4 separate regions of the Homo sapiens genome follow, and regions 1, 2 and 3 are each linked to region 4. A link is a contact called in ENCODE Hi-C or POLR2A ChIA-PET data. All regions are on one chromosome and are shown on one strand. Each heading gives the region's core, a stretch centred on a gene start or an enhancer-like site at or near the end of the contact. The rest is flanking DNA. Distances are from core to core; before and after follow the strand shown.

Region 1 (3,633 bases), core at 478-2,977, 1.3 Mb before region 4:
TCCACACCCCACATGTGGTCATAACTCCATGATGTTCCCACAGCCTAGGATACCCTTCCCCACACTTTCTTAACTAGTTGAAATCTTAACTCTCAAGATGCAGCTTCAGAGGTCTTCAGGAAGCTTTCTTTAAACTCCTGGGTTGGATCAAATATGTCTTTCTCTTGTGTTCTCCTCTACTGAAAACAGGACGGATCCCACTTATTTCTGAACCTACCATTTGGCCAAACGCTTGGCACCTTGTAAGTGCATTCTATATGGGCAGGGGCTTTGTTCACTGTTGTATCCCTGTGCCCACGGCAGGACCTGGCCCACAGTAACTATGTGTTGAATGCTTGAATATGTAAAGAACTGAATGGATAAATGCTCACTGAATGGGACTTTTTCTTCCCTGTGTATTAAGAAACAGGACAACCAAAAGTTGCTGTCTACAGCTGAATTCAGACCCTCTCTTGGGGTTGTTATTCTTAGCTTTTAAGTATCTAAAGAACTAGGTTGGGCATTTTCTGCCCCCCACCCCACATGTTCATCTCAGTTTCCAGAGAGGCTATAACACTCTCCCAGAGGGTAGTACTTTCTGCTTGTCTCTTCAGTGGATGCGCAACTAATTTCTAAACACCAAGGCCACATCTGCCACCAGCAGGTGAAAAGGAGCAGGCTGTTTAAGTGGTCCTGGAATCTGGGGTCTAGATTCTAACTCAAAGTACATCTTTTTGGAGTCTAGCTGTAGCAATAAGATACTTGTTGAGGTTTTCATAAGCTGTTGGGAACAGGAAAGCTAAAGTTCCATTTATTATCCCCCTATTTTTTTAACCAATATCATTTTTCAATTTAAATAGGAATATTTCCTGTCTTGGGCAGAGAAAAATCTGTTGATTCACAGGGACCTAAAGCATGTGAATGGACATGCTTTAGGTCTATGTGAATCAATAGATTTTTTTTGATCTTTAAAATCTTAGGTCCATGTAAATCATGTTAGCAAAGATTTACACTTTTAAATTGTGGACAAACATGCCTTAAACAGAGCTTTGGAAAAAATACAGAGTTCGTATTTTTTGGGGTGATATGAGGGATAGCAAATCCTAAGTTCTTACAGACATTTATAATAGAATTTGCCTTTATTAGACAACATAAGTTAACGAGTTAATGGCAATAAAGGGATGTAAAACTGGAGTTAAAGCTGGAATGTGAGGTGGGTGAACAGAGATGACCGGGTAGGCTCACTTGTTCTTTGAGCTGATTCACTTTCTCTTGAAGAAGCCTTTTCACTAGTTTCAGTTTCTGTTCAACTTCTATCATTCGTTCCTCCATGACAGTTACCAGTTGTTCCTGGTTTCCCTGAAGGGAAGAAAAGTATATTATTCGAAAATCATGTCACACTGAAAACACTGGTTTATTTTCCCCACAAGATGCCTAGAGAAAGGACAGCAAATGTTTTGCCTTTGTAACAGGAAGGATGGATTTCTCATGAAATGAGAGTTTTGAGCCCTGCATGGATTGCATATGTCAGAAAAGTAACCCTATCAGATAAAGGATCAGACTGAAAAATCAAAAGAATCTTACCTGTGTTACCATCATCCCCCTGATATAAAGCAAAATTCTGAAAACCCATAATTTAATACCTGTGAGTACCTCTAGTAAAATGGACATCCAAGGTAACTTGGAAGATCGCTATCAACCTCCCATCTGTGATCTGGGTCTCTGCAATGTTATGGGCCTCTCAACAACAAAACAAGCACTGAATATATTCAGGGTTTCCTAACATAACCAATCAGCTTGCAATATGCATGTCTGTTTTTCCTTTGAAGTGGCTGATGACTGTGAGGGTGGTAAGTTTCTTTCTTCATAATAGCCTCTTCCTGCCAATTTTTCTAGTCATCTGTTTCCCACTTGTAAATGTGAAGCACACATCTGGATTGGAGGATGGGTTTACTATCAGAGCAGATTGAAAATGAAAAATCTCCTGTTCTCACACAACGGTGATGGGTTAAGGAGTAAGTGAGTTTTGGAGAGGAGAGAGACCTAGAGAGATTAGAATGCAATTGACTTATTAGAATGCAACCCCCATCCCTCTGCAGTCCACCAAAATGTCCCCATAAGGAATTTCAGATTTCATAAAGGTATTAACAGCTGATGGTAGTTAAGATATACTTTAAAAGACATGCAGAATGACTAAACATGAGTCAAAGGCTACCATCTGTTTAGATACTAAGTAGTAACACTTAATCATAAAAGAAACCCTAAATCATGTAGTAACTATCCGGAGGATAAAAATTGTAATAGGCAAAGGTCTAATGCAGGAAGTAAGTTACAAAAAATTGGGCCTGGAGGACATCTAGCTTTTAAAAAGGCCTATATTTAAAAAAAAATAATAGCTTTTTAAAGTTCAAACATAAATACAAAATGATGTCTATTTGCCCAACAAAGCAAAACAAAAAAAAAGATAATTCAAAGAACATAGAGTTGGCAAAAGAGTGGAAAAACAGGAAAAACAAAGGCAGTCATATACTTAAAATTTATTTTATTGTTTCATCAAAAATTTCCTGTCAAAAAGATTTGTACATCTTATACAAAACAGTATAAATACCCCTGGTTTTCTTCAAATTCCATATATAAAAGTAGTACCTTTGGTTAAAAATAGTTACAACATATGGAATGAGAAAATATATAGACTACATCCTTTCAAGAATCTTAAATCCACACTCTTTAAAGGGTATAAATAAAATGATTTGTAACAAGCTGATGTTTGTGAATTTGATTCACAAGATCTGTCATTTCTACATAAATAAATAAGAGACATAATACTGCAAAGGTTTAACAGTAAAAATAATAAAATAATTTAAAAGAGCACTTAATTCCAACATATCTTAGCTTATGTCTCTGTGTGTGGTGTGTGTGCATGGGTGGGTGTGTGCATCTGTCTGCCATGGTAAGAAATGCCATCAATAGCAGCCCAGTTTTCACAGGTGCCCAATCCTTCTGTAGGAATCTGCGTGCACTGCTCGCTGCTCCGGTAGCAAGGCCTAGAGAAAGAAGGCAAGTAGTACACTTCACCCTCATGTCAGGATGAGTTTTTAGGGGGAGTCTAAATTCACACATCTACAATGCAAACAATTTTTAAAAGCACACACATTAACACTACATAGGCAAGCAAAGCAACACAAAATGCAGAAGAGATCACATCACTCCACACACAGAAACGTGCAGATTTAACAATATTCTGCATTCTTAAAATTAGTGTCAGCTCAGCAGCGGGAAATGGGAGAGCCTGCAGTAGCATTCTGGTGAGAGTAATAAGCCGTCCACTCTGTCATCTGGTTGGAGGATTTTTTTTTTCTTTCAAAAATCTTAGTTTTTGTCTAATCCTGAAGGAATTGGAGGAAAAGGATATTTTTTTTAACATTGGTGGGTGGGTTGGAAACAGCAGGCTTTGAAAATAGGGTGTAAGAGAGCAATGAGAAGAATCTTGGCGGATCATTTGGTTAGAAGGTCCACTAAAAACTGAGATCAAAGTTTTGTAGTTCAATTATATACTGGAGAGTTAAAGCATCTAACACTCTACCATCACAATTTAAGAACTTTAATACTGGGAAGTTGAAGAGGTATGTATAAAGCTTCCAAAAACAGATTTTA
Region 2 (3,495 bases), core at 93-2,592, 1.3 Mb after region 4:
CGTAACACATGCTTCTCTTAGGCTACCTTCCCAAGTGTTTACATTCCATGCTGGAAGAACTTGGCTCCTTCAACAAACTCAGAGAAAGAATCAGTACAGTTCCTAATTTTTCACACTTTCTACCTAGTCTAGGATTGAGCATCTGGATCCAATTGGAGGCCACTTGTCCTAATTTAGCACTTCCTATTAATTTGTAAGGAATTACTATTGAAATACATAATTTAGCAACTTCAGATTTTACAAGCTATGGCAAGTGCCATACCAAATAGGATTTGACTGGATTTATTGCTGTTGAAAAGGAAATCTTTGATTTTTCTCCTCCTAGCTACTATTGATTCATTTCATACCAGAGTGTATAAAATTGGACCTATAGAAAACATTTTCTTCCCTCCCTTGATCTGGTTGGAAAAAATGTTTTCATTTCATGAAATAAACAGTGAAAGAATTTTCATGAATATGTATGTAGTTTTAATGAGTTTTGTTTCTCATGATGAAATGTATTAATATTTTATATGTTGCCCTCCCGGGAAATGGAGGAATCTGAGATCCTAGACTAGCTGCAGTTTGTCCAACAGGAATCAATATTCATAATGCTCAGGACAGTGGAACCTAATTCCCAGAACCTCTGGTTGTGGAGGCTGACCTGGGCAGAGGAGGCAGGCTGAGGAGGCATTGTTGCAGTAGGGAATATCCTGCACATACCCAGCTTCTTCACCTGGGTGGCGAGGACACAGGTTGCTGAAGACTCAGGAATGTGTATGCAAGTCTTTAAGGAGTAGGAAATGGGAGGGAGATGAGGGGTGGGCATGGTGGGAGGCTCCTGAGAGATATAAAAACAGGGTTCCAGTAGTTGGACTGTCGTCCTTCCACAGGCCTTTTCATTGATGTGCAAGAGTCATCTTTTGGTACCACTTCCTGGGGACGTTTCCTCCCTCGAGATTGATAACTGAGAATAACCCTAGCCATACTGGAATATAATTCCTGATATCCTGAAAGTGTATTTTCACATTCAGATATACAACTATACCCAGGTGTACCTATTCCCGTTAATTTTGGGCATGGCGCGGTAGCTGAGGCCCATGGATTGAAACAAAGACCGCTTCTGCCATCTGCTGGGCACTCTGAGGAACTCAAAGGATTTTTCCACAGGAAGAGGGGGAGTTTGATGAATTTCGTTTCAAATTTACTTTAGCACTTGAGAATTTAGCCAAGTATTAAACAGATTAATTTTTGCCTTTGTGAAGGCTTGCATGACTTTGATCATTCAGTCGTTTTAATGAACTCAACGTGGTTGTTTCCGATTTGGCCTTGAAAGCCTTGGCATGTCGCCGTGCTCTGAGTGGGAGCCTCGCTGCCTCCAGCTTGGGTTTCTCAGTTTTGGCAGGGCTTTCCTTCCCACTGATGGAAGATTTACAGAGGAAAAAAAAATCATTATGTCTGAAATTCTGCCAGGATACATCAGCGTATTTCCAGGCTGCCATCTACCGTGTAACTCTCTGAAGATTTAATATGAAAATTAAAAAAAAAATTGCAGTGCACCTGCTCCTAAGGAAAACTACCTTGTCGTAGGATCGCATGCTTTTATTAAATTAGAGAATTTTAAATTGTATTTATGAGGATGTACAACTTGGGTTTCTTCCCTTAGGCTTCCTGGTCTCTGTGTTAAGTACAACTTGCCTCCAAGGTCACCCTCCCACCCTCCATAATTAGCCCAGAAATTTAACAGGGGCTTCTGGCAGCAGTTTTACCCAGCAAGCTTAGCGTAGCACTATTTGTGGTCAGATCCTGAGTGATTCAGCAGCTCTACTATCCTTAGAGTCTTGTCTCATCCCACACAAAGCCCTTTTCAGACCCAGTTTGACATTCTGATATTGTACCATGGCCCCGCAGGGTCAGGGAGTATAATGTGGTGATTCAATAGCTGTCTTGGAGCAGAAAAAGGGCATTCAGTGGTGGGTTAAAGGGCAGGCTGGTGACAAGGAGGGAGCAAGACAACATTCTACAGATTCTGCAGCTTTGCTTGGCTAGGAGCGAAACATCTCACCTCGAAAAATGGCTTCAGAGGCACAAAAATTATTTTCTTTGTTACTTAGCTTTTTAGTATCAGGACCTCAGACCTGAGTTGGTAGGGTATGACTAGATAGGAGAAGTTCCTCTCTGTGGGGTCCCTTCCTTGGCATACTGTTTTGTGGTAAATGGACTGAAACAGAATTCATTGAAGTCAACTGAAGTCACTGAGAATGTCTGCTTAAGTTGTTGAACATTACAGTTTTGGTGATATGCTTGGAAGCTAAAATCCATGACGGGCTTCTCCAAATTTTATCCTCTTATTTTCTTTGACTGGTTTCTGTACCTGGTCCAGTTTTAAAAGCTATTTGTGACCATGCTGGATGTCAGAATAAGAGAGCACTCAAGAGAAGTGAGATTATTGGGTTTGGTCCATGGGATATTTCATACCTAGAGTAGCCTTCCATTTCAGAGCTATTTTAAAGCTGGTTCCTCACTTTGTTGAGAGCAGTTGAGAGCAAACTGATGGATGGGGATGTGAGAAATAAGTTCTCCTGGACATGATTTGCAGTCTATACATATTTACCTTTTAGAGAAAAAGGAAATGACAGCCACAATTTGTCCTTCGCTGATTAACATGCCATTTCTCACTGTTTTGATAAGCAACAACAACAATAAATCCCACCTCTTGCCATATTTCTCAGACCTGGGAAACTTGTGTTAAGTCAAACTTTGTTCCAAGTTGACTGTCCCACTCTGAGGGCAACTTGAAGGGGTGACAATGCCTAGATGATCTGAGTTTTACTAATACTAAGCAAATTGTGGTTATTTGCTTCGGGCAGACTGAAAGGAAATTTATCCTTGCAACATTTATGAAGATCTTGTTTGCTAAGCAACTTAGTATTATCAAGGAAGGTGGGATTGTATTGTAGAGAACTGCTTTGCTAGATAGCAGGACATTTAGGATCTGGTTTCATTCTGGCACTCACCAACTGTGTGATCCTGGCTTTTATCTTTTTAGCCTAAGTTTCCTCATCTGGAAAGTGGTTGGCATGATGATTTCTGTAGTCCTTTTAAGTTTTAGAATACCATAATCTACCTTTGCAAGAAGAAGAGTCATTTTTGAGGAATATAGATAACATTCTAATTAATCTCGTATCTTCATTTAAATAGACTTTGAAATATTATGTGAGCAGTTAAAATATAGCCCCTATTCATCTATATGTCTATCTCTCATCTACCTCTTTTTTCATTCTTTTCATTCATCTGCCTACCTGTATATATAATATTGGGTTATCAAGTAGGCAGATTAAGCCTGTACTCAAGCAGTGGTACCAAAAATATTTTGGAAATAATTTGATATATGAAAAAACTTATCAAAATGGTCATTCTGAGAAAAATTACCTTTATTAATTTCTTTATACCGATTTTATGTGTTAACATTGTATATATGGGAAGTAGTAGTCTTGTAACCTTTTAGTTTTTAGG
Region 3 (3,552 bases), core at 94-2,593, 1.3 Mb before region 4:
TCCCAATTACAATATGAGGTAATACTTAAGTCACAAGGTTACTACCAGCTTCCAAGAAGGAAACTTAAGCAAAGGGCCCAGGGCGCAGTAAGAGCACCAAAATACCAGCTCCATGCCTCACAAATGTCCTGAACACACAAGAATTAAAAATTCAAGAGATTCAACTCAAAAATCAAATACTTACATTAAGAAGAAAAGCAGCGGGGGACCGGAGGTGGGGATTGGGAGTGGGATCTACCCTATTAAAAAAAAAAACTTTTCGAGGGGGGGGTTCTCTAATACGATAGAAATTATTTTGAGTTGCCTTCTTGGAATCTCACGAATATAGCCAAATACAAAGGCTTTTGGCTCTCTGCTCTGCTGTGTAAGAGTGATGAGGCTTTGGGTGGCGGCTACAAGAACGACGGTATGCTTTTCACCTTCTCAAGTCTGCATCCGGCAGCAGGACTAAGGAATTCTGCCCCAGAGTTCGCACAACTTGCAGCACAGTCGAGAGACACCCGCAATGTTTGCAAACATGACGCACATCTCGACGCATCTAAAAGAGTAAAAAGTGTCCCTGTCTAATTACTTTTACTCCTATAGCATTAGGTGATAAGCAATTTAAATGTTTCCTACTCTCTCTTCCAGTAATCAAAACCAACAACTCTGCCTGGTGGGGCGAGGAAGTCTGTTATTTTTAGGGGGTGCTCTTGGGGGGGTTAGGCGCGGGGGGGACTAACCCAAGTTTCTTACTCTTATGGGCTTTCAATCAACGAATACCACTTCAGACACAAGAAAATCTCAAAACCAGTATTTCACGCGACCAAGGACGAAGGAGAAGCCCTGGAGACCCGCCGGCGCCCCCGCCAGGGTCCCCGGAGCACCTGGCCGCCTGGGCCAGGTGTGGGCACGCCCCGCCTGACACTCACTCCGAAGCAGAGGCGACGTCTCCTTCTTCACGTACTTCCCCTGCACCTCGGCCGGCTTGGACACTTCGTTTTTGGTTTTCTTTCGGGACAGCATCCTTCTCGACGAGGCCCGAGGCCGCGCTGAACTGCCTCCCTAGGGCTCCGCGCCGGGCGCCGGCCGTCTCCGCCGCCACCTCCGCCGGCGCCGCCGCCTCCTTCCCTCCCGAGCCGCCGCCTCCGCCGCCGCCTGTCCGGAGCCCGGGGTCGCCCGCAGGGACTGCCGCATGTTCAGGGCGCTAAGCGCGCCGGCCGCCGCTCAGTCGCTGGTCAGTTCCTTCCCGGAAGTCGGCCCGCTCTGCGACGCTGCTCGGGGACGCCGTGAGGAAAGCCCAGCGACGCCGGGCCAGGGCCAGGGCCATGGTCCGCCGCGGGCCGCCGAATAACCGCTACCACTACCGCCGCCGCCGCCTACATCCCGTAAACTTTCCCCGCGGCCGCTGGGAATTCTGGGAAGCTCGACGCAGCGCGGGCCGCCGCTGCCCCTCCCCCACCGCGGCTCCAGGCGCGGCTCCGGCGGCGGGACTCGGGTGCCGGCGCTCTAGGCTACCGGGCCGTCCCCGCCGAGCTGCGGCTGTCCTCACTCATCCTCAGCGAGAAGCAGGTCCTGCCGACTGAGAAGATGAAGGACGAAACCTGCCCCGCTGAGTGCGGGAGTTCGTCGCATGCGCATGTCGTGGAACCTACTCTCCACGAGTTTTTATTGTTGTTGCTTTTGTACCCCCTCGGGATCCCTAGCGGAGGCAGTGACTCTCTTTCCCCCCAAGACGTTGTTCCCTGTTTGAAGGTGTTCTTCCTAATGTTTCCTAGGCTGCTGAATTCAGCTCTCTAAAAAATGCGGAATGCTAACCATGACTCCCAGGCAAGTGCTACACCAAAGCATCTATTCTGCTGGAAACGTTCATGCTGATTAACTAGAAATAAGTTGATCCTCTACTGAGTATCAGGGAGTGCGTTTTTCTATAACAGGAAAAAACGGAAGAATGCAAGATGGAATTTCCAGTACCTCTTTTTAAGATACAATTGGTGTTAGCATATTACAATTATTTTATTGCATCATCACTATCATTAGTATGATTAATAGCCACATATTTCCTCCTGACGTTATGTGTTATGATCTTAGAATTTTGAAGACTTTGACCACTGCGAGTCGGGACCGGGAATTTTCTATCTAAAATAATAGACTCTACTTCCTTCTATATAACTTAGCAAGACTGCCAAATGTACAGGATAACATTTGGAAAATAAGATTGGATTCATCCCCTAGTGACCAAATTAATGCTTTAATAATGAGGAATGCTTTCCCTGAGATCTAAAACATCTCACAAGAGATCTAAGACATATATCACAATTAACAAAAGACATGGAATTTTTTACCACGTAAGATTAAGAAGATGGTCAAATGTTTTACCATGAGCAAACAAAGGAGACATTTGATCTAGTGTCTGTCTCCATATGTTCCCTTGGTGCAGATCTCCCACAATTCATTCATTAACCAGGAAATACTCATTACCCACTGCGCTAGTCGTTTGTGATAGAGCAATAAGCAAAACAGACAAAAATCCCTACTGTCATGGGAAAGAGAAAAAAATGACAAAAAATAAGCAAAACATACTATGTTAGATAGTGATAAGTGATGAAGTGAAAATAAGAGAGGACTCACAATTTTTGAGAGGGTAATAGAGGGACCAGAGAAGGCTCATGAGGAGGTGACATTGGAGTTAAGTGACAGAGTGAGGAAATTGGCCATGCAGCTAACTGGAGGAACAATATTCCAGGCAGAAAGAACAGCAAGTGCAAAGTCGCTGCAAGTGGCCATGTTCCTGGCAGATTGGAGGAACAGTAAGAGGGTTTATGTACTGGAAAAGACGGGGAGACGAATGGGGAATGCAGTTAGAGAGTAACAATAGCCACGGCACCTAGGGCTTTGTAGGCCATTGTAAGGAATGTTACTTTGAGCAGAGGAGTGACATGATCTGAGTTAATGTTTTCATAGGACTGCTTTGGATGCTGTGTGGAGAGTAGACAATGGAGCTAAGGGCAAAAGGGAGATCAGTCAGAAGTTATTGCTGGCTTGGACCCAGGCAATAATAGGTGGAGAGGTAAGTGGACATATTTTAGACATATTTTAAAGAAAGCCAACCAAATTTGCTGACATTGAATATGGAGTGTGGGAGTATCAATCACTGCCATGGGTATGAAAATCTTAATAAACAGAATTGGAACTCACTAGAAGCAGAGTGTACTCTGAGAGAAACATTAGAAAAACAGTTACTTGTTCCTGTGGTTCAGAAATAAGGACGAGTCCTAAAGCGTTGATAGTGTGCAGGGAGAAGAAAGAGTGATGAAACTTAAGTGAGAGCACAATGGGGTTTTGTTACACATCAGGGTATGAAGGCGGGAGCTGAAGGAGGAAGGGGGAGCCAAAGAAGTGCCAGGTTTCTGCCTAAGGCTTACCTCAGAGAAGGACAAAAGGATATTAGCATCTTGTTAATAAAGGCAACTCTTCACACCTGGAGTTTTCCCAGAGCCTGAAGTACGGGGACACCTTTCACATGTGCGGAGGAAAGAATCCTAGAATTTTATAGTTGAAAAAGAATTCTGA
Region 4 (3,676 bases), core at 649-3,148:
TATACAACTAGCATGCACTACAATATGAGATTATAGCCATATCTTTGATCAAATTTTGTTGGAAATGAGACACTCTTGAACTGATTTTCTTGATTCACTCTATAAGCACCTTAATTGAAAAATACAGATTATCTTACAGTGCCCCCTTAAAACTAAAGCTGTATTCTAGCCTCTGTACTTCTTTTTATTATTATTATTTTTGAGATGGGGTCTTACATGTTGCACAGGTTGGTGTGATCATGGCTCACTGCAGCCTCAACCTTGCAGGCTCAAGTGATCCTCCCACCTCAGCCTCCTGAGTAGCTGGGTCCACAGGCACACACGAGCATGCCAGGCTAATTTTTCTTTCTTCTTTTTTTTTTTTTTTTAGTTTTAATAGAGACAAAGTCTCACTATGTTGCCTAGGCTGGTCTCAAACTCCTGGGCTTGAACTATCCTCCCACCTCAGCCTCCCAAAGTGCTGGGACTACAGGCATGAGCTTCTGCACCTGGCCTGTACTTCTTTGTAGTACATTTTATATTTCTTGTAATTCACTTACTCTTTCTAACTCCAGATTATAAGTATTTATTTACACATCTATATTTGTCATTATACTTAAACTTCCTGAAAATAGAGACTGTAGTTTACTCATTTGTATGCTCCTCAGATCCTAAGTGTTTAATTAAAATCTTAATTAATGAAATGAAATGAAACGTACATAGTTGGCTTACCCCCAAGAATTTCAATAGCTCCCCTTAGCTTGCCATGAGAGGCTTTTCCTTATCAGAGCCCTGCCTTTGTCTATAGTCTTATCAGCTGTCATTCCCTCTCACCCTCCAGCCCCTATAAGCTCTAGTCCCTCTGGGCCATGCTGTTGCTCATTTCTTGCCTTTATACATCCTCTTCCCTCAAACTAGGTTACCCTTTTGACTGCATGGTGAATGCCTCACCATCTTCAAGCCTTAGTTTATACTTATCTGTTTATTGTTTCCCTCATTAGCCTTTTAAACTCCATGAAAATAGGGGCCTGGTCTGTCTTGTTCACTGCTCTCTCTCCACTGTCTGAAAAGCAAGTAGAGACTGGATCAGGAAAGATCTTAAATACAATAAGGAGTTTTGATTATTTCTAGGGGGTAACCAGGAACCACTAAAACATAAGCAGAGAAAGTTATGTACAGGTTTTTGCTTTAGAAAAATCTCTCTCATCGCTGTATGGAGGAATGGTTTGGAGAACGCAGGACTGGCCCTAAGAAATCAATCAGATAATTAGAGTAAGCAAAAGTGATGAGGATCTGATCTGTGGCTGTATCAGTGGGGTCCGAAAGGAGGTGAGGGATTTGAGAGTTAGGAGAGACAGAATGGCAGGAATTGGTGACCTACTGGATGCTGTGACCGAGGGTGAGGGGGAGTGAGGGACGATCTCGGCTTCAGATTTCACTCTGGCTGAGGATATCTGGAACGATCGCATCGTATTAACAATTGTATGTTTACCTGTGGATCACTCCCAATTAGTCTGAAAGCATCTTACTATAGGGACCTTGCTTTGTAGTCTTTGTATTACCAGTGTTAGAAGAGCACCTGTTATGTAGGAGGAGTAATAAAATGAATGAATGCACTCAAAACACTAAACAGTAATTCTGTAATCCAACGGGAGGTACAGCGAATACCAAAAGCCTACATATACTATTCTCTGCATGCTATAGCAAGAAAGAAAGGAAAGTGGCTTCCCGGTGGTTTTCTGCCTATTGTACAACCAGGAAGCTGACAATAAAGTTTATTTGAGCGTCGACGTGCGCCGACGTGGCCCCGCCTCCCCAGCCGGAGCCGCGATTGGTGGGCATTTGCCGGCGGCCACCGCTTTTAAGCCACGATTGGCGAAGGCCGCCGTCATTTCGGAGCGACTCAGCGCCTGCCCGCCCTCTCGCCGCGTCGCCGGTGCCTGCGCCTCCCGCTCCACCTCGCTTCTTCTCTCCCGGCCGAGGCCCGGGGGACCAGAGCGAGAAGCGGGGACCATGTTCCGACGCAAGTTGACGGCTCTCGACTACCACAACCCCGCCGGCTTCAACTGCAAAGGTGAGGCGGCGGCCTCAGCCCGGCCGCGTGTCCCTGACCTGGGCGGAGGTCCCAGCCTCAGTGCCCGCACCCCACCTCCCCGTCGGGACCCTCGGCGGCCTGGTTTCCGCCGGCAGCCTCCGGGCCCCTCTCCTCTGGGTCGCCACGTACCTCGGCTCTTCGCCGCCCCTTCCCGCCTTTAAAGCCCTCTCACCTACTCCTGTCTCGGCATGTTACTTTCTGCACTTGCTTAACTCCAAGCATCACGTAACTACCTTCTCTGTACATAAAAGGGAGAGCATTCGTCTTTCTCACTCACTATTCAACTCCATGGTTCCCTGGGTAATTAGGCGATACCTTGAGCACCTGCTAATTATGGGCCAGCGCGGTGCTGGATTCTGAGGAAGGTGCTGAGTAACTTGAAGACTAGTTCACTGCCTGCCAGGAGCTAAAGGGACGAGGGGTGGAAGCAATCAGAACCCACTGAGCAGTTTGAGACAGTACACAATGAAATCAGGACCGATCACAGTGGGAGGGTAAGCGCGTGTAGTAACGGGCTAGTTGTGTTATGTGGTGTTGCAAAAAAGTTAATAGCAGATGAGTGGGAAGGTTGAATTGTGAATACAAAGGTATTTGGGATTTTACAGCATTAGAATTTTAAAAAGTAATAACGTTGCTACTCACTGTAACTAAACTGCTACCCACCACTACTCGTTTCCTTTGTATAGTTGTGGCCTGTGATAGACTGGTAAGTTTGAAAGTGATCAAGTATAACTTGTGATACTCAGACCACTGTGTAATTCTCAAGACCTTATAATGGAAGCTTGAATTTGACTCACAAATTGAAAATAATTTCTAAGCAGGATGACAGTGTTTTGTTGATCGCCTGTAGAAGCATATCAAATTATAATCTATTGTTTTTCTACTTTAACAAAAAAGTATCAGTGACAATAGAGCCTTGTTCTGGATTGGAATCTTTGAGTCTCAATGTTCTTATCTGTAAAATGGGATATTACCTACCTCAAAAGAGGTATGGGGAGGATTAAACGAAACAATTATGCACTTAATGTGCAGTTAACATTCCATGACAACAGTTGTCACAGTGTCTTTTTTGTCATTTAATTTCTTTTACTTATTATTTTGTTGTATATTTTACTTTATTACTTTGCTATAAATTTAACCTTGCCCTCCTTCCCCTTTCTGTCCGCAAAGGAACTGGAATATTAATATGTAACACTTAAATAGCAAAACTATGTGCCAGGCACTGTTTTTATCCGTATTTATTTTATTTAAGAAACTTCTTAAATAAAACAACTTCTTTTAATCTTCATAACTCTATGAGGTAAGTTCTATTAGCACCCTCATTTTGTAGCTGAAGAGTCTGAGGCACAGAAAATGTGGGTGATTATCCCAAGTTCACACAACCAGTAAGTATCTGGACCCAGGATTTGAACAGATCATTGTTAATCTGTACTTTCAACTCCAGAATCTGTACTTTCAACTCCCTCTTTTGGTTCAATTAATTTAGTATTTTGAAGTTAAGAAAATTCCACAAGAACATATATCTGAACATATACCTGAGAAGGAGGTATTTTATGTAGTGCTTCTAGTTATTTATGTGATATTTTTTATTGCAGATGAAAC

The links. Hi-C counts contacts between places; a loop is a spot of excess contacts on that map. ChIA-PET counts read pairs that join two places held with the same protein, here RNA polymerase II (POLR2A). Pooled maps may share reads with other maps.
Region 1: a pooled map shows a loop between it and region 4 (2.5-fold over the local background). The contact joins the enhancer-like site here to the promoter of RTRAF in region 4. A Hi-C loop is called at or near these places in 2 of 50 pooled maps. POLR2A ChIA-PET finds 5 or more read pairs at or near these places in 2 of 52 experiments (OCI-LY7 and activated T-cell).
Region 2: a map of CD4-positive, alpha-beta T cell shows a loop between it and region 4 (9-fold over the local background). The contact joins the enhancer-like site here to the promoter of RTRAF in region 4. A Hi-C loop is called at or near these places in 1 of 168 maps with a recorded cell type or tissue (CD4-positive, alpha-beta T cell), 1 of 37 single-sample maps with no recorded cell type and 5 of 50 pooled maps. POLR2A ChIA-PET finds 5 or more read pairs at or near these places in 1 of 52 experiments (B cell).
Region 3: a map of naive thymus-derived CD4-positive, alpha-beta T cell shows a loop between it and region 4 (34-fold over the local background). The contact joins the promoter of SAV1 here to the promoter of RTRAF in region 4. A Hi-C loop is called at or near these places in 1 of 168 maps with a recorded cell type or tissue (naive thymus-derived CD4-positive, alpha-beta T cell) and 7 of 50 pooled maps. POLR2A ChIA-PET finds 5 or more read pairs at or near these places in 1 of 52 experiments (T-cell).

The regions. Positions count from the first base shown.
Region 1 is chr14:50,724,729-50,728,361 of GRCh38, forward strand. NIN (ninein) reads right to left here. Exons shown (of 31, transcript NM_020921.4): 30 at 1,225-1,338. Among named protein-coding and RNA genes, the nearest start is that of SAV1, 58 kb to the left of the region's middle. Within about 2 kb of position 1,728, at least 4 of the 41 ENCODE cell types and tissues checked have a DNase peak (open chromatin) inside an H3K27ac peak, as active enhancers do.
Region 2 is chr14:53,305,274-53,308,768 of GRCh38, forward strand. No RefSeq gene overlaps it. Among named protein-coding and RNA genes, the nearest start is that of DDHD1-DT, 150 kb to the left of the region's middle. RefSeq lists an enhancer at 978-1,272. Within about 2 kb of position 1,343, at least 14 of the 41 ENCODE cell types and tissues checked have a DNase peak (open chromatin) inside an H3K27ac peak, as active enhancers do.
Region 3 is chr14:50,666,963-50,670,514 of GRCh38, forward strand. It overlaps SAV1 (salvador family WW domain containing protein 1), which reads right to left and starts at 1,344. Exons shown (of 5, transcript NM_021818.4): 1 at 912-1,344. The coding sequence starts at 1,005. RefSeq lists an enhancer at 342-411 and silencers at 772-901, 1,012-1,581.
Region 4 is chr14:51,987,648-51,991,323 of GRCh38, forward strand. RTRAF (RNA transcription, translation and transport factor) reads left to right here and starts at 1,899. Exons shown (of 8, transcript NM_016039.3): 1 at 1,899-2,053; 2 at 3,670-3,676. The coding sequence starts at 1,993. LOC105370497 (a long non-coding RNA gene) reads right to left here and starts at 2,937. Exons shown (of 3, transcript XR_007064166.1): 1 at 2,872-2,937; 2 at 1-1,042. RefSeq lists enhancers at 1,684-1,978, 2,319-2,378.